Regions from separate parts of the Homo sapiens genome. Here region 1 is linked to region 2. A link is a loop called in an ENCODE intact Hi-C map of the cell type or tissue named here. Cell type or tissue: GM12878. All regions are shown on one strand. Each heading gives the region's core, and the rest is flanking DNA. Links, peaks and the distances in the headings are about the cores only.

What was found. Peaks named below come from ENCODE experiments on the same cell type or tissue, not always from the same donor. Only the 100,000 strongest peaks of a DNase experiment are listed, where the experiment ranks them.
Region 1: it touches region 2 in a loop (4-fold over the local background); 2 of 110 quality-filtered maps call a loop at or near these places.

What each region holds. Positions count from the first base shown.
Region 1 is chr1:235,642,297-235,652,031 of GRCh38, forward strand. It overlaps GNG4 (G protein subunit gamma 4), which reads right to left and starts at 7,488. Exons shown (of 4, transcript NM_001098722.2): 1 at 7,366-7,488. LOC124904560 (a long non-coding RNA gene) reads left to right here. Exons shown (of 4, transcript XR_007066960.1): 2 at 87-174; 3 at 445-544; 4 at 1,259-1,535. RefSeq lists enhancers at 5,693-5,987, 8,453-9,304 and a silencer at 7,353-7,462. In GM12878, for the core only: no CTCF peak of the experiment used is centred there; no DNase peak of the experiment used is centred there; H3K4me3 peaks cover 725 bases; H3K27me3 peaks cover 905 bases.
Region 2 is chr1:235,838,666-235,848,400 of GRCh38, forward strand. The region is part of intron 1 of LYST (lysosomal trafficking regulator); the gene reads right to left. Among named protein-coding and RNA genes, the nearest start is that of MIR1537, 9.5 kb to the right of the region's middle. RefSeq lists an enhancer at 3,437-3,636. In GM12878, for the core only: a CTCF peak has its summit at 4,924 (motif pointing left); a DNase peak (open chromatin) is centred at 3,757; H3K4me3 peaks cover 1,054 bases; H3K27ac peaks cover 1,564 bases.

The DNA of each region.
Region 1 (9,735 bases), core at 2,168-7,167, 200 kb before region 2:
CTCGAGGCCACTGGTGCTTGGGGGTGGGAAAAGAGTGACCGGGGGCAACTGAGCAAAACATAGAACAGAAACTCCCTCTCGAATAGAGACCCACGCACGGAAGGATGATACACTGTGATTCCCCGACGTGGGCCTGCAGCAAGAGACGGGTGCTAACAGCGTCCGAGCCAATCCGTAAGCATCAGAGGGACAAAGAAATCATAAACAAGAGGCAGGATGCAACTGCTTCAACGCAGAAAGAATGAGTCATCCAGGAAGGCGAGGTGGTGGCGGGTTGGCTGTGGTTTTGCAGAGGCGGGCAGGAGGGGCAGGGGGCCAGGGAGAGGGCAGGGTTGGGAGGGTCTCTTTTAAGGGAATCCTATGCATGAAAGTCTGTGTAAGAAAGGGTGTGCCTCCTACAGAAGGATATTTGTTTTGTCCTAAACTTGCCGTGTGTTCTTGGAGGCGCGGGCCTCCCTGCTGTCATCACACCTCGGATCACCCCAGGCAATCTCGCCCCTGTGGCTTCACCTGGGTCCAGCCAGACCTCTGCTCAGCTCTGCACGTACATGCCCCCTCGATGTCACCTCCTGACTTGGCAAGTCATACACCCTCTCTCTACTTGCCCAGCTTCATTCACAAAACCAGGTCACATTACCCCTCGTCCATCCATGCTCAGTCTGGAAACCCTGGGATCCCAGACACCAGCCTCTCCCTGGCCCTCTGTTTCCAATCAGACGGCCACCCCGACTGACGCTGGGGCCGGGGCACCCTTGGGCGTTATCCAGTCTCCCTGTCCTCCCTCTCCTGCCCCACGCCTCCGACCTTCCCCACATGGCAGTCACAGCCAGACGGCCAAGGTGGGGCCTGCTGCTTCCTGCTTCTGCCTGACAATGGCCCTGGATTCCCCATTCTTCACGGTCAGTCTCACCTTCACACCCCGGCTCTGAGCAACCTTTCTGCTCTCTCCACTCCTCTTTCATGACCCTGGGCCCCTGCTGGCCGCCCTGCCTGGAAAGCCCTTTCTCATTTGTCTGGCTTGAAAAACCTGCCTCAGCTCACCAGGGCCAGCTCAAGACTCCCTCTGTTGTCACACGCTTTCTGCACTGCTATCAGAAAGAACTAACACTCTCCCTGTCTGTGCACTAATCCAGGGTAGGTGGGCTGTTTTCACACATGCACCCCCTCTAGGTTCTGACTCCTCTGGAGTGCATGACCATATCTTATTTGTTTCCCTGTCACCAGTGCCTAAACTATCTGATGCATATATTTATTGCAGGTGCTTATCACACATGCAGTCAATGAACACCTCACAAATGCAAGGTTCACATGCAGTCTTCGATGAACACATCGATCGCATCCAGCAGTATGTCTGTATTGGAAAAGTCCTTCCATAGCACCCAGTAATGAAAAGGAATGTGGCGGGGAGCAGTACTGGACAGTAAAACTAAAAACACCAGGAAGATCACAGTGAGATCAGCAGAGCCCTAGAATGGCAAATCCATGACAAAGAAAATTTCTGATGAATAAAAACGTGCCTGGGTCCAGGCCAGCAATTGGCTTCTTTCAGACACTATTGACTGCAACAAACCCTAGCACAAGGAGAGGGTCTAACGAGAAACTTGTTCAGAGGATGCTGACCCATCCATCAGTGAGCACAGCCAACCCAAAAAGGCGGGGACGCGGCAGAGCAGGGGCTGAGGGCACACTTGCTGCAGTGTTCACGGAGCACACACAGAAAGATCTGCCCGAGAGAGTCCCCAAAAGGCACAATTCTACAAGGTCAACCAAGTGGAGGGGAATGGCAGTGAAACGCCAAACTCCTACTGAAAGGTTGATGGGTACAGCCTTCCAGAGACAGGGCTGGGTGGCGGGAACGCGGGCACCCAGAGGTCCAGATCAGCAAAAGAGGCCAGTGACTCTGTCTCCATCAGATAAAATTCAGCCACAGCGGGAGGGAGCGTGTGAGACCCACGAAGGCCTTGCCCTGGACCTACACCTCACCCTGTTCCAGAGAGAATTCAGTGGCCGGCAACACTGCCAGTTCCCCTTTATTTCCCTTGAGGTCAACATTTTGGAATTTTCTACTCACATCCACCGAGCGACCCTCCTCGGCCACCTCCACACCCACACTCCAGGCCCACCACTGCCCTTGGGCATGAGCAAGCCTGACGCTGTCTCTCATCCTGGTAACACCTTCTTCCCCGCACACACCGTCAAACACATGCACGGTGTAGACTGAAGTCATCAGGTCTCCTTAACCAGGCTGCAGTCCCCTAGTACCCTGCCATGCAGCCCCACAGCTGCCGGGGGGATAAACAAGCACCTTCAGACTAGAGCAGCTTCTGAGTGATACGCAAAGTTAACTGGGGCACAGAGAAAACAGAATTTTCCCAAGATTGCTGAAGGAAAACTAAAACCGAATGAGGACTGACTCATGCTCGTTTAGTCGGCCACAGGCTAGGGGCAGCGGAAAGGCCCTGCTGGAAATTTCCATCCAGGGTCTGTGCAGGGCGGGTACCCCAGAGCCGCAGGGCAGGGCAGATGGCTCCTCAGATCGGGCTGGAGAGACATCCAGGAGGAGGATGCCAGTTGTTGGGTGTAGCTGGACCTTCCTATAGACAGGGAGCCATGGGAAGACAGAGACCACTGATGAGGAAGGGGAGATGCAGCAGCAGACACTCCGTCCACATGGGCCCCGGGCCGCCAGAGACCCCAGGGCCCACGTGGACGTGTGGGTGTTGAAGGGTAACACGTAGCCCTTTCCAAGGTGTGTTGATGACTTGGCTCAGCCTGCAAAGCCAGGCTGCCTGTACTGCTGCCTGACCTCTGGCCTCTGGCCTCCAAGAGCCTGACCCTCTGGGAAGACAGAGTCCCAGCATGGGGCATGACCACCCCATCTGCTCTTCCTGTTCATCAGTGTCTGGACCTGAGCCACAGAGTCCTGCTGGGCCATTGTGGAGAAGAACCTGCTCTCAGCCCTCAGCAGCCTCCCTGCCCTGCCCTGCCTCCCACCCCAATCTCAACAGCCTCTTGCTCTTTTCTTCCCGCCATCTAAGCTCATTTCTCCTCTTTGGGCCTTCATACATGGGTACTGCTTTGCTAGAAATCTCTCAATTTTACCTCTCTGTGTGGTGGGACACCAGAAGAAACAAGGTTGAGTTTGGGTGCTGGAATTTGGAGGAACATGTAAACACTTTTTCTGCTGTAGTTGTAGAGGTGCTTGAATAAGAATGTTCAGGCTGGGCATGGTGGCTCACACCTGTAATCCCAGCACTCTGGGAGGCCGAGTCAGGTGGATCACCTGAGGTCAGGAGTTCGAGACCAGCCTGACCAACGTGGAGAAACCCCGTCTCTACTAAAAATACAAAATTAGCCGGGCGCGGTGGCACATGCCTGTAATCCCAGCTACTTGGGAGGCCAAGGCAGGAGAATCGCTTGAGCCCAGGAGGCGGAGGTTGCAGTGAGCCAAGATCGTGCCATTGCTCTCCAGCCTGGGAGACAAGAGGGAAACTCAGTCTCAAAAAAAAAAAAAAAAAAAAAAAAAGAATGTTTAAAAAGAGTTAAAAATGTTTTCCTTCTTCCTATTTTATCGCCCTGCCTCTCTTTCTTTGTTGGAGCCCATATGGAGGGGACAGAAGACAAGGCCTTACAGCTGTACATTAGGCAGGGGCACCAGGAGGAGGTCCAGGCACTGATGAGAAAGGCATAAAGGCACAGTTAATGCCAGCTCATATGATCCATCGTGGCTGTTGTCCCGCCTCATGCACAGGGGGTGTTGGGGAAGAAACAATCTCTCTGGCCCAGAGGGATACTTAGAGTGCTTCTTCTATCTCTAGGGCCTTCCATGGCCTCAGAGCACATGTGTCACACCACAGAAAGCCAACCCAGCAACTCAGAGAGAAATGGTTTTAGAAATCTAAGAAGCAAGAGAAACAAATCCTCCTGGGAAAGGAGCTCATGTGCAGTGCCTGAGTGTGGGTCTCTCTACAGTTCTCCACTTTTTTCTCTTCCACACGTCTCTGTCACTTTCACTTGTCATTTGTGTATACTTTTCCTACATCAGTTAAAAAAGGTTCCCACCACCCACCAAACCCGCTGCCAGAACACTCCTGGACAGAGAGGACACAAGCAGTCACTGCTGTTTTTTGCAAATTAGAAACTTGGCAGGTATCCTGTGAGTATCAAAGGAGATCATCCACATGACACGTCTAGCCCAATCATTGCCCTTCTTTCCCCTTGTTGCCCACTAACCTGGGCTCCTAGCCCTATCCGATCCTCGGAGACTGGGCCTTTGGTGACCCACAAACCTCACGGCCATGGAGACGAACAGTTCCTCCATAGCTCCCTATACTTCCTCACTCCTGGGCACCCAGGGCTCCTTCCCCAGTGAGCACGGCGTCTTGCACACAGCCGGCTTTCCCTTATCTGCATGGCACCTGTCACTCTGTCTACCAATTTCCAGCAGGGAATCTGATTGCCCACCAGCCACCATTCAGTCTAACAAGAACTCCTTGGCAATTAGAGGAATTTGGAACGCTCCAGCAAGCTCACTGAACTGATCTCTTTTTAAGCACCCATTGTTTTCTCTGCAGTAATTTTTTTCTTTCAGCAGCTTTTCTAGCCCCTATTTCTTAACATTTCCTAAAATGAAAATTTCATTTGTGTTTTTACTTTTGATCATTTATTAACAGTCTTTGGCTTATTCTTTAGAGGTTTTTAACCAGCTTCTTTCAGTCTTTCGGTAGTATTACCCTGCAATCTCCTTTTCTTTCCTGATACCATTTAGCTTTTCTGACTTTCAATTAAAATATCCTTGCTATCCACTGTTGATAGGTTATTTATGTAGTACTTATACCTCTATTAAAGGAGTTAAATTTTGGTTTCTGGTTTTAAAAAAGAAACAATCTCTCTACCTGAATAATACAAGTCTCTATGCCTAAGTATATCTAGAATGAATAAAAATACCAAATTTTAAAAAAGGAAAACCAGCAAGATTAGATAGCAGTATATCCTTAAAAGGTGTTTCAAGAACAAAAATCAGGTAATATTTTAAAGTTACTACTTCAAAATTCCACGAAGAAAGGGGCAATCTTCTGACATACATTATTAGGCATTCTCCCCTCTCCAAGCAGAAACTGAGACAAACTAGGAAAAATGTGATAGTGAAATAAGTGAGATGCAGCTATAAATAAAAGAAGAAATTGTTGGGTACAGACCTTAGTCTTTGCTTTCTGCATAAGCAGTAGTTTTGTGGTAGGCGTGGGTTTGGGCGTGTAGGTCTTGGGGGAAGGAGCATTGTACACATTTTACAGTGTTCCTGCCCTCCTGAGACAGCTGTGGCTCTTGCTTCCCCAGGGGTCAGGGTCCATGTTCCCACCTCATGTTGTTTATTTATTTTGAGGCCAGAGTGCAGTGGCACCATCTCAGCTCACTGCAACCTCTGCCTCCCAGGTTCAAGTGATTCTCGTGCCTCAGCCTCCCAAGTAGCTGGGATTACAGGCGTGCACCACCACGCCCGCCTAATTTTTTGCATTTTTAGTAGATACGGGGTTTCACCACGTTGGCCAGGCCGGTATCGGACTCCTGACCTCAAGTGATCTGCCTGCCTCGGCCTCTGAAAGTGCTGGGATTACAGGCGATGTTCCCACCTGATGTTCTATCATTTCAAAGAATGCACTGAATATTGGGGGACTTCAGGGACTGTCACTTTTGCTTTAAAAACTGTAAAGTGAATCTAGGAAAAGCTTTTTTTTTTTCTGGTTTCTCCACCATCAGTTTGCATGAGAAACGCCAATCATAGGACTGCTGGGAATGGCCCCTTAGCTGTGCTGTTTCTGAGCCAGGCCTACATCCTCCACTGGCTTCCTTGGGCGAATTTTAAGGCCTATGAGCACTGGAGTTGTGCATGGAGGTGGGGGCCAACAGGAAGTCCATTGTCCTAAATAGTCATTTCAGCCTAACTAACCCCATGGTGAGGCTGCTCATTAACAGGCAAGGCATCACTGTAAACCTTGCATTTGCATTTACACCTACTATTTATTAAGTGCCACAGCCATCTCTTATCATGACCGGTCACTGAGCAAACCCTACATTTCAAAAACAATCCAGTTTATAGGTCCTCTGTCTGTTTCTCCGGGCTGGAAAAGGCTTTCCATTTATCAACTTAGTTGTCCCCCCAGTCGCCTCTTGCAGGGAACAGGGCCAGATCAGATGGCGGCTGGTTCCCCTCCCCCGCCTCATACAAAAATCAGGAAAAGGAGTTGCGGGAGGAATCGAGAAGCCGGCCGCAGAGCCCAGGTCCCCCATGGCTACTGTGAGGCATTCGCCGCTGCAAATTTCCTGTCCACTGTGGGAAGCGGCACACCTCACTCATGAGCAGACGACAGGACTGGCACGTTTTAATGGAGCACACGGGCGCAGCCTAGGCGGCCTTTTGCTCCGGCTGAGAGGCACGGGCCCGGTGCCAGCATTTGACAGTCCTGGGAGGCGACGGGTAGAGGAGAGACGCGGCAGCCGCGGGGCCGGGGAGACGGTGGGAGGCCCGGCGTCCATCATCCACTTTATTACTTGATCAAACTTTAACATTTTCGGGTTTCCTAACACCTTAGCCCCAAATACTCGAAATGAAGCAAATCTTAAATTAAGGAGTCTTTCCCCACCACGCTCTGTCCTCCTCCCCACTTCACCCTCCCGCCGTTTCGCGTTATTTCCAAGGCAATTTAAAAAATCAAGCCAAACAAAGCTCCCCGGTTGCTGCCGGGCGCGCGCGGCGAACGAAGCACATTTCAGTTCAGCACCAGCCTCGGGGACAGACGCCATCAAGGAGGTGAGGAAAACCACCCTCAGCTGCGGTGGCTCCAGCGTCACCCCGAGTGCTCCCGAGGCGGCGTCTGGGCTGCTGGGGAGCCAGGAGGGCTTCCTCAGGCACTCGCCAGAAACATTTCCCCAAAGAAAACGCCCAACCAGCCACGCCATCTCCTGCCACTGAGGTCCTTTTCCACGGGGGACGTCCCCGCTGGGAAAACAGCAAACGCTCTGTGACCTACAAATGGAAGAGGGGACCCCCGAGCCCCCGCCTGCCTCATGCCGGAGGGACCGGGCGCCCCCAGCCCCGGAAGCCCCTGGACGCGCTCCGAGGGGGCTGTCCACACCCGCGCGCGGGCTTCCCCGGGGCCCGGCGGGAGGTCCCGGGAGAGGAGGCCGAGGGAACCACAGGTCTTTGTGTCGCGTGCAGCAGCAGCTGGCGGCGTGAGGACCACACCGGCGCCAGAGCCGTCTCCCTAGGTCCGGAGACTTTCACCCCGAGTTTCCCTTCCGCGTCTGGCTGCACCGGGCTGGGCTCTCCCCGCGGACACCCGGGGCTCCGGCCGGGCGCCCACTTACCCGGAGCGGGATCACGCGCGGGCTTCGTCTGCAGCGCGGTGCTCGCGGGGGGCGGCCAGGCCGAGCGGCATCGCTCCGCATCGGGGCGCGGGCCGGGCTCGGGTGCAAACGCGCGCCTCGTGCCCCTCCCGCCGCCCGCGGGGTCTCCGCGTCCCGTCACCGGCCCCGCCCCGCGCCGCGCCTCCCGCCCTGCAGGGCCCGACCACGCGGGCCTGGGGGCGCAGGCGGACCCTCCCCCGGCCCTGGACGCTGGGGGCTTCTGCTCGGCCCCCTGTGCCGTGGGGGCCCAGACTGGGGAAGGGAGAGCCGGCGACTCTGCGACCCTCGCCCCCGTTCCACGCTGGCCGCGCCCACTCCGCCGCGGGGTCTCGCCCGGGAAATCCCGCCCGCTGCCACCGACGTCACTGCTGCGTCACCGGGGCTCCCGCGCTCCCCGCCCCCGCCCCCGCCCCAGCCCGGGCCCGCGCCCCCCGCCCGCTACTCGGGCCCACGCCCCCTGTCCCAGCAAAGGGCCGCGCCCCCGCCCCGCCCCCCCGGAGCCCGCGTGGCCGGGGGACCACTGGAGGGGTCTGTGGGGCGGGGCCGGGGGGTAAATCACTGGGGGGGGGTCTGGGGGGCGCGGCGGGGGGGAGATCACTGGAGGGATCTGCGGGGCGGGGCCGGGGGGGAAATCACCGGAGGGGTCTGGGGCGGGGCCGGGGTTGCTGGAGGGGTCTGGGGACGGGGCCGCGGTCAGCGCGGGCTCCCCGAAGCCTCAGGTACCGCCCTCGCTCGGGGTGAGCTCCAGCGCCTGGGCCGTTGGGGCGCGGGCCGCTTCCCACCCTGCACCAAGGGACGCCTCGGAAGCCTCCGGCCAAGGCGGGGAACGGCGGAGAAACGCGGAATACCTGTGCGAATTCGCGCGGCCGCGTCGCCACTAACCCGGCGAAGGCTGACCCGACGTTGCTGAGTGACGGGGACCAGGGGCCGGCGAGGCCCCCACTCCGGGGGGAGCGAGGCCGGGAGGGCGGAGGGCGCGTGCTGGAGGCGGGGGTGCCCTTCGCGCCCCGGTTCTAGGAGCGACTGCTCTCCAGGCCTCGTCCCTGTGGCACCGCAGGCTTTTGCGCTGGAGATTTTAAAACACTTTAGTGATTACAGCCCTCTTCCTTTCAGGGAAAAAACAGTTTAAGCGCCGTCCATTTTCCGACTTGGTAAAATAATACGAAACCTTGGGAATAGAGAAGCAACGAAAACATTTCACGCAGTGTTGGCAAGATTTGTAGAAAAGGAGGCCAATATTAATTCCCTTTGTGAAAACAACAACATAACATCATGATGAACGATTAGGAAATATTTCGGGAAGATCTGGGCGCCTCATCCTCATCCGCCGTCCACAAGCGGTCCCTGCCACAAAGGACACAGGGCGCGCTTGTTGCTCAGATCCCTGGCCCCACTGGTTGGACCTTGCCCTACACACACGTGTACCTTCTCGGAGCCCAAGGGCCAGATTGGATGCGAACGCGGAGATCACAAAGGCCCGTAAACACGGGGCCAGCAAACACATCGGTTTTTACAAAGCTCTCAAGTGCCCATTTAAGGCACAAAATTAAACCTTGGCAAACCGACGAAGCCAGTCCATGTCCACCTCACAGACTTTTAAAAGTGAGAAAGATATATGAGTACTGCATTGAAAATTCAAGCAAATCCAAACCCTAGCTCATTGTTTTCACCCCAAAATCTTATTTCTCCTGCATTTCCTGCCCACCTCCCGCCCCCGACTGGTTGGCTAAGGCAGAATCCTAGGTTTCCTTTTATCCCAAATCCCAATCTCAATTAATCAATCACAAGGGAAATCAGTGTCTACACTTTCAAGCGCATCATTTCCTTATTTTATCTTTCTAATTGTTACACTATCATTCAAGATAGGATCATGTCAGTTTTAAACAGGAGGAAGAGGTCAGTCAACAAGTGGTTCCAGAGTGGATCCCAAGACCAGTAGAATCAGCGTGTCACCTGGGAATCTTTTAGAGATGCAGACTCCCAGGCCCCACCCAGACCTAAGGAATCAGAAACTCTGGGGGTGGGGCCCAGCAACCTGTGATTCCCCAAACCCTCCAGGTAATTCTGATTCCGTTCATCTCTGGACATCACCCAGGATAGCTGCAGTAGTGTAAAGTCTGGCACCAGGACCCTGGGTATCAGTTTTCTTTCTTCTTATTTATTTATTTTTTTTGCGGAGTGGGAGGGAGTCTCGCTCTGTCGCCCAGGCTGGAGTGCAGTGGCGCGATCTCGGCTCACTACAACCTCCTCCTCCTGGGTTCAAGCGATTCTCCTGCCTCAGCCTCCAGAGTAGCTGGGACTACAGGCGTACGCCACCATGCCCAGCTAATT
Region 2 (9,735 bases), core at 2,364-7,363:
CAAAGATTATTAGTTGAGCAATGACATTAACAAATGTTCTCAGAATCTGACCGTGAGATGTGAATTCATTTTAGAGCATCCAGAGTTCTGATACAATCTCCTCCCCAATCTTGGGCTTCAATTTTCTCCTCTTATTTTTCTCACTTGTACCCTTCTTAGTCTGTGTGTAGATCATTCTCCATGTCAGAGAAGAGAAGAAAGCTAAGAAATTTCATTTGTTCTCTGTATCTGATTATTGGGTCCATTTGTTGGTAAGAATCTATTATTTATTTGTCATACTCATTCTCTCTCTCTCCCCCTACTGCCCTATCCCCCACCCCTGCGCCCTTTCTTTCTTTTTGTAGAGACAGGGTCTCACCATGTTGTCCAGGCTGGTCTCGAACTTCTGGGCTCAAGTGAACCTCCCGCCTTGACTTCCCAAAGTGTTGGGATTACAGGCGTGAGCCACTGCACCTGGCCTCATTTTCGTTCTCTACATATAAAATGTAAAAGGTCAGCCCAACTTTTTCAAAATCTTAGCTCATTATTCTACCAGGACTGTGTTCCTATTCTATAGGTTTTATATGTGTGGGTGTATGTGTGCATATATATATATACAGTTTTTTTTTTGAGACAGAATCTCGCTCTGTCGCCCAGGATGGAGTGCAGTGGCATGATCTCAGCTCACTGCAACCTCCACCTCCCAGGTTCAAGTTGGCCAGGCTGATCTCAAACTCCTGACCTCAGGTAATCCGCCCACCTCCACCCTTCCAAAGTGCTGGGATTACAGGCGTGATCCACTGCACACGACCATTTGGTTTCATATCCTTCTTTCTTTCTTGTGCACATTATTTAAAAATCAGTTCATGCTGGGCATGGTGGCTCATGCATGTAATCTCAGCACTTTGGGAGGCCAAGGTGGGTGGATCACCTGAGATTGGGAGTTCGAGACCAGCCTGGCCAACACGGAGAACCCCCCCCACCACGCCCCATCTCTACTAAAAATACAAAAATTAGCCATGTGCGGTGGCACCGCCTATAGTCCCAGTAACTCAGGAGGCTAAGGCAGGAGAATTGCTTGAACCTGGGAGAGAAGGTTGCAGTGAACTGAGATCGCGCCACTACACACCAGCCTGGGCGACAGAGCGAGACTCTGTCTCAAAAAATAAAATAAAATGAAATAAAATAAAATAAAATAAAATAATAAATAAATAAATAAAATAAATCATCAGTTCATGTGGCCATGTTCCCTCTCCCTTTCCTTCACATATTATTTCCAATTGTTCAGTAGAGATACTGCCTATTATCACCTTGTAACCACTTTCCCTTCAAGAGACTATCTCTGGCATCTTACCTACCTTTTCTTCGAATTTTAGGAACTCTGTACTCCAATTCTCTATATTCCGGCTTTGTTCCATATTCCTCTTCCTGCTTATTAGTCTGCCAGCTATCATTTACAAAACAACCACTTTGTATCAGACACTAAGAACATAAAGTAATTCCAGTCTCTGCCCTCAAGAAGATTACATTACGGTGGCAAAGGCAAATCAATATATAGGGTACTATGTACTGCTAAGGGGCACTTAACCCAATTTGAGTGGCCAGGGAAGCTTCATGAAGAATAAATTGAAGTTGTACAGGTAAAGGGAGAAAAGAAGGGAAGAAAAGCATTAGAGATGGAAACAGCAGCTCAAGTTGTCACTGAAGAAATTACAGTAAGTTTGGTATCACAACTACAAAATGAGAAACAGGAAAAGTGAGGATGGAGGGAGTGGCTGGCAAAGACCAGATGGTGAAAGGCTTTTGTACACTATGCTAAGAACCTTGGGCTTTAATCTATTGGCTAGTGAGTCTTATCAGAATCACCTATAGAGTTTGTCTAGGCCCCATGATCAGAGAACCTAATCTGCTAAACCCACAGCAAGACCTAAACATCGGTATTTTTAACAAGCTTCATAGGTGATTCTAATGAACAGTCAGGGCTGAGACTCACTGCTACAGGTGACAGGAAGCCCATGAATTATTTTGAACATGTGAGTGGCATGGTCAATCTTGAACACATAGGTCATTCTAGTGGCAATGTGGAAGACACATTTTATGGAGAAAACTCTAGCTGCATGAAAACCAATTTGGAGACTGGCGTCATACTCCAAGCAAATGGTAAGGATATTTTTTTCTAAAGCAACAGTAGAATAATATAATTTTATTAAATATCCAAGAATTAAAATGAGCACAATTTTGGTGATTAATTGGATGGAGAAGTGAGTGGTAAGGGAGGGATCAGGACAACTCTCTGAATACTGGCTTGGTTAACTGGATAAATGGTACTGTCACCTGCGAAGAACACACAAGAAGAACTGAGGCACGTGTGCAGAGTCTGCTGTCAGGGCAAAACCACTCCACACCAGGTGAGCTGAGTCCTCTGTCTATTAGGCCAGTGACTAACTTCTTTACAGTGACTACTGAGACTAAATCCACCATGCCTTTCATTCCAATTTCAGCAATGCTCAAAATGTATACCTTCTCAACAACTATCCTTAACTCCATCTCATGGTTTCCAATACCAGACCGAATAAGGAAATAGCAAGTATAGACTCTCCTGAGAAGGCAGGATTAGAAAAGAAAAACAGAAAATAGAGAGGAGCTGGAGAAGGAGGCATAGGTTAAGGAATTTTTTTTTTCAAGTATTTGTATTTTTTAAAGAATTGGAAGAACCGTATTTTTAGGCTATAAGAAATAAGAGGTGGTGCGGCGTGGCCAGCCATCTCCTATCAGCTCTGATTGTGTGTACTTCTTCCCAGCATCACTGGCACCATGTTGGTAGCTTAAAATCATCATGGTGAGAGTATTTCCATCATGGAAATGGGCAAATGCTACACATTAGGGTCTTTTTTGTTTCTTTCTCCAGGAGAGCCACTTTACTAGCATACCACTGCAGCCAGCACAAGGGAAGATACTGAAGACAGGGGCAAGAGAACGAATGAATGAAGGACAAAATTCATGGAGAAAATAAGTGTGGATTGGATCAAGGGTATAGGTGAAGAGGTTAGGCTGGGGCGGGGAAGCAGGAGGGGACACATCATCCTCTGAGGCTGAGGGAAAGGAGGTAAGGAGAATTGCAGATATAGAAAACAGGTGGAAGGCCAGAAACTGAGGGAGCTCAAGAATGACTGGCTCAATTTTTTCATTCAAGTAATAGGCAAAGTTGTCTGCTTAAAGAAGAGAGTCTAGAGATTGGGGGCTAAAGGCTAAGTAATTTAGAATAATTATTGGAAGAATAGTCAAATGGGGGAAAGTAGTGATGACAGACAAAATAATTTACTGGTTGGCTACTAGCTTAGCAGAGGTGGAAAACCATGAATTTCTGGTGGTATGGATTTTTTCAGCTATTTCAGATTCACCAGCAGGATTCAGCTGCTTGGGTCTAATAATAGACAGTGCAGACTGTTATCACTGATCTGGAAATGGGAGTTTTGGTGGGTGGAGGCAGCAGAAGCATAAGTGAAGGGGACCCAAGGGTATGGGTGGAAGAACAGTCCTTATGGCCAAAAATGAGACACAGACTGGGTAGGAAAAAGAAAGAGGCCAGGAAAATAAATGTTGATAGACAAGCAGAAAATCCAGGCAATCAAGGAAGTGTGGATCTCTACCAGACTGAAGAGTACACAATGTGGGAATGAAGATGTTAGAATTTTTAGATTTCTGAAACAAGCGGTCCCAGATGACAACATCCACAGTGTGGCCCTGCAAGCAGATGTCTAAAGTGAAGTGAAAGTTAAGGTCCTTGCAGTTAAGTAACCATGAAGCTAGTATTTTTGGACAACAGATCATTGTAAGTTCTTAAAATGAAAGCCCTATAATGACAGAGATTTTGTCTGTTGTATTCACTGCTAAATCTCTAGCATCTAGAACAGAACACAGCTAACAGCAGGCATTCGATTCTACTCATTTGCCGAATGAATGGCGTGGCCTCTCTCTCAGGATTTTCATTAGGTTAACTTGTCTAATTAAGCCCCTCGTAGTCAAGTTAGGTCAAAGATAGACTCAAGAGTACTGGTTCCCTGGATTATTTCCTTTACCTTCTGGAAATGAAATGGTCACTAAAGTCAGTCAACAGTGGCTCTGCTTTCATTGAATGAGACTTCCTGCAGACATCTGGATAGTTAACTTTGATATCTTAGCTCTGTTCCAGTTCTGTGATTAATTTCCACAACTTATTATCCACCTAAAAGATTACAGAATTAAGCTATCACCCTCAGTCTTGTGGATTTTCATGCATTTATCTTCTTGACACAGAGAACTACTACACCCGCCCCTCACAGCAAGTCATGACCACATATATTCTTCACTTTTAGGGCAGCTCCTCATATAATGGCATTTTTAGATGCCTTGTCATGTCTGTGTTCTAGACAATGCTACCAAGGACATTACATGTACCACTGAAAATAAAATCTCAAGCTCAACAACAGGGCAAGAAATGGTCCCTAGGTGGCTGAGTTTCCTTTTCAATAAATATCAAATAGCCAGTGGCCACAGTGATAAGAAGGGAAAGGGGTCCATTGTGCTACAGTTCCCTTTTTCATAAATTCATTAATTCCAATATTTATTTATTAAGTAAATATTTTAATAGATATTTATTAATATGCTCCAGCTCATTCTATTTTCACTATTTATGAATCTGTTCTGAATAGTGGGATATACATACAGTAGGCATCATGACAGTAGTGAAATAGGACCCAGAAGCCGCAGATCAGGAATCTAGCAATTACTAGCTAGTCACACAGAGCTGTGTGAAGTTTGGCTGCCTCTTCCATAAACTACCCCACAGAGTTGCTATGTGGAGCCTAAGAAATTATATAACCTCAGTAAACATTGTTGACAAATTTTATAGCTCTATGTAAATGCTCAGTACTAGCTGCACACCTTATGACAGACAGTGCCATCTGAAGGAAGAAAAAGATCACTGCAAGCTTTCCTCAGATCAGTGTGAGGAAAATGATGTTCTGTTTCATAACGCTATTTCCAGGGAAGCACTGAAAAAAAAAATAGGAAGTCCCTGTATTTTCTGCTTTTTCCTTGTCTTGTGGCTTCCACAAGAAAAAAAAGAAGTAAAAGGAAAAAACAACAAAAAAGGTTATAATAATGATATTTATTCTTATAGGTTGATTAGAAAGCATACTTTTTCCTCATCAAACAGTAACACCCAAAAGACTTGTTAGTCTTTCACCAAATGCCAAAAAATCCTGGAAAATTCCCTTTTAAAGTAACACTACGTGCTTGCCTAATTTTCTCAATTCAATAGTATTAGAGAAGTTGCCATTGGAAAGACTTTTTTTCAAAAATGTTATGTGCCAAAGAGGAGACTGTGATAAATCAGGGTTATTTTAAGAATTAGGCAAAATAATGTACAGAATAATAAGTGCCCAATAAATTCTGTTAAATCAAAATCTGCCATGATTTGAAGCAGCCTTCTTGAAAATAAAGGTTAGTTTATATGGATTTAACTATTCTAAATCCCAGCTCTCCAGAGTTTAATATATATTGATAGATTGATTAGCAACTTTCTCAAAGATCTCATATAGTCTTTACAACACATCAGTAAAAATAAAAAATCTTTATGAGAAAAAAAGATAACACCATTTATATCATTTCATAAATGACATGAATAAAGGAATAAACATGAATAACTTAGAATCTTATGTTGTCATAATGGCAGAAATTTTAGATATCATATTCTCTAACCCCACATTCTACAGTTGAGAAAAACTGAGGCCTACAGGTCCAAGGTCACAGAAATGATTAGTCACTGGACTCTACTATCCCAGTTGTCTTGGAGTTACATATGTTTTGGGGGGTAATTAACTAAAACTGAAATAAGCAAGTTTAGAAGATACATAGCCTTTCTTCTTCTGTCGATTAGAAATTAGACAACAGGCAAAGGCGTTTCCCTAACACTAAATACTACCTCTAAATGGTATCCAGAACCTTTACTCAAGTCCACTGGATTGTAATACATACACCTGGAAACAAGATTTTTAAACCTCTCTCTACAAACTTTTTAGACTACAACACAGAACTATATGTCTGAAATGCAGGACACTGGTGGGGGGAAGGGGACCAAAGAGGGGGAGGGGGAAACTGCACTTGTTCAGATTAATATAATTCTCTTTAAAGAATAAGCCAGTTAAAACATATCAGTTGAACTGTACAATATTTAAGCAAGAAAATATCTGTTAATCTAAGCTTTACTGTGTAACTTTTTAGTCAATACTAGATGTGTTAAGCAATAACCATCAGAATGATTCCTAACTAAAGAGAGGAGCTCCTGGGATCATGGCGAAGGGAGGCAGGACTAGATTGCAGCTCTGGACAGAGCAGCATGTGGTGGCTTGCATTGTGAATTTGAGCTCCAGATCCACTGCAAGAACAAACCAGCAATCCCGAGAGGACCCACAGACCCTCTGAAGGAAGCGGATTGCTCCTGCAGGCCCCAGGAGACCCCCAAATACTGTGAGTGCCCCAACTGTGCAAGTGGGAAAGGGAGACCCTCCTCTCCTGAACACACACCCCCACTGGAGAAGCTGAAGGTCTGTTTGCTGGAGAAGTTTCTGACCTTACCTGAGCTGAATCAAGTTAGAGAGCCAAGCCTAGTGAATTACAGGGGTAGAGAATGCAGCAGAAAGGCCCTGGGAGCTCCCTGGGTCCTTAAGTAGCCCATTCCTGCCTGGCACCACAAGGATCCATTGGGAGGGTGGCTAGAGGAGCAGGGGGTAAAACCCCACAGGGAAAGGAATTCTCTAGCCTAACTTTCTAACAATTTGAACGCGGTGAGAAGCCTGCTGGCCAGAACTCCGGGGAGGGTGCAAATCCAGCTCGCAGACTTCACAGGTGGAAGGAAGAACTAAAGCCCTTTTCTTTCGTAGCTGAGAGGTGGATAGCCTCGGGGAAGTTTTCAAGCCCATCTAGCCCTCAGCCTGGAAACAGACTCCCGGCAGTTAGGGGGGACACGGTGGGAGTGAGAGTGGCCCTTCTGTTTGCGTGGGAGCTGGGTGAGGGCTCCGACTGCTGGCTTTCCCCCACTTCCCTGACAACCTTCATGACTCAGCAGAGGCAGCCATAATCCTCCTAAGTACACAACTCCAGTAAACTGGGAATCTCACCCCCAATTCCCCACAGCAGCCCCAGCACGACCCAACCAAGGAGCTGCTGAGCTCATACACACCTAGCCCCACCCCCACCTGATGGTCCTTCCCTATCCACCCTGGTAGCAAAAGACAAAGGGCATTTAATCTTGGGAGTTCTAGGGCCCTGCCCACCGCATATCTTTCTCTGTACTACTACAGCTGATGCTTTCTGGAAAGCGCCACCTCCTGGCAGGAGGCCAACCAGCACAAAAATAGAGCATTAAAACATGGCCAACCAGTACAAAAATAGAGCATTAAACCACCAAAGCTAAGGACCCTCACGGAGTCCACTGCACCCTCCACCACCTGCACCAGAAAAGGCGCTGGTATCCATGGCTGAGAGACCCATAGATGGTTCACATCACAGGACTCTGTGTAGACAACCCCCAGTACCGGCCTGGAGCCAGGGAGACTCGCTGGGTGGCTAGACCCAGAAGAGAGACAACAATCACTGCAGTTCGGCTCACAGGAAGCCACATCCATAGGAAAAGGAGGAGTATACTACATCAAGGGAACACCCCGTGGGACAAAAGAATCTGAACAACAGTCTTCAGCCCTAGACCTTCCCTCTGACAGAGCCTACCCAAATGAGAAGGAACCAGAAAACCAACCCTGGTAATATGACAAAACAAGGCTCTTCAACACCCCCCCAAAATTTCTCTAGTTCACCAGCAATAGATCCAAACCAAGAAGAAATCCCTGATTTACCTGACAAAGAATTCAGGAGGTTAGATATTAAGCTAATCAGGGAGGGACCAGAGAAAGGTGAAGCCCAGTGCAAGGAAATCCAAAAAATGATATAAGAAGTGAAGGGAGAAATATTCAAAGAAATAGATAGCATAAAGAAAAAAAACAATAAAAAATTCAGGAAACTTTGGACACACTTTTAGAAATGCAAAATGCTCTGGAAAGTCTCAGCGATAGAACTAAACAAGTAGAAGAAAGAAATTCAGAGCTCGAAGACAAGGTCTTCGAATTAACCCAATCCAACAAAGACAAAGAAAAAAGAATACGAAAATATGAACAAAGCCTCCAAGAAGTCTGGGATTATGTTAAATGACCACACCTAAGAATAATCAGTGTTCCTGAGGAAGAAGAGAATTCTAAAAGCTTGGAAAACATATCTGGGTGGATAATTGAGGAAAACTTCCCTGGCCTTGCTAGAGACGTAGACATCCAAATACAGAAGCATAAAGATCACCTGGGAAATTCATCTCAAAAAGATCTTCGCGTAGGCACATTGTCATGAGGTTATCCAAAGTTAAGATGAAGGAAAGAATTTTAAGAGCTGTGAAACAGTAGTACCAGGTAGCCTATAAAAGAAAACCTATCAGATTAACAGCAGATTTCTCAGCAGAAACCCTATAAGCTAGAAGGGATTGGGGCCCTAACTTCAGACTCCTCAAACAAAACAATTATCAGCCAAGAATTTTGTATCCAGCAAAATTAAGCATCATATATGAAGGAAAGATACAGTCTTTTTCAGACAAACACATGCTGAGAGAATTCGCCATCACCAAGCCACCACTAGAAGAACTGCTAAAAGGAGCTCCAAGTCTTGAAACAAATCCTGGAAACACATCAAAACAGAACCTCTTCAAAGCATAAATCACACAGGGCCTATAGAACAAAAATGCAAGTTAAAAAGCAAAAACAAAACAACAACAAACAAAAGTACAGAGGCAACAAGGAGCATGATGAATGGAACCATACCGCACATTTCAATGCTAAAATTGAATGTAAATGGCCTAAATGCTCCACTTAAAAGATACAGAACCACAGAATGGATAAGAATTCACCAATCAACTATCTATTGCCTTCAGGATACTCACCTAACACATAAGCACTCACATACGGTAAAGGGGTGGGAAAAGGCATTTCATGCAAATGGACACCAAAAGCCAGCAAGGTATTCTTACATCAGACAAAACAAACTTTAAAGCAACAGCAGTTAAAAGAGACAAAGAGGGACATTATATAATGGTAAAAGGCCTTGTCCAACAGGAAGATATCACAATCCTAAACATATATGCACTTAACACTGGAGCTCCCAAATTTATAAAACAATTACTAATAGACCTAAGAAATGAGACAGCAACACAATAATAGTGGGGGACTTCAATACTCCAATGACCAGACAGGTCATCAACACAGAAGGTCAACAAAGAAACAATGAATTTAAACTATACCTTGGAACAAATGGACTTGACAGATATATACAGACATTTCATCCAACAACTGCAGAATATACATTCTATTCAACAGCACATGGAACTTTCTCCAAGATAGATCATATGACAGGCAACAAAACGAGTCTCAATAGATTTAAGAAAACTGAAATTATATCAAGCACTCTCTCAGACCACAGCGGCATAAAACTGGAAATCAACTCCAAAGGGAAGCTTCAAAACCATGCAAATACATGGAAATTAAATAACCTGCTCCTGAATGAGCATTGGGTCAAAAACGAAATCAAGATAGAAATTAAAAAATTCTTCGAACTGAATGACAATAATGACACAACCTATCAAAACCTCTGCGATGGAGCAAGGGTGGTGCTAAGAGGAAAGTT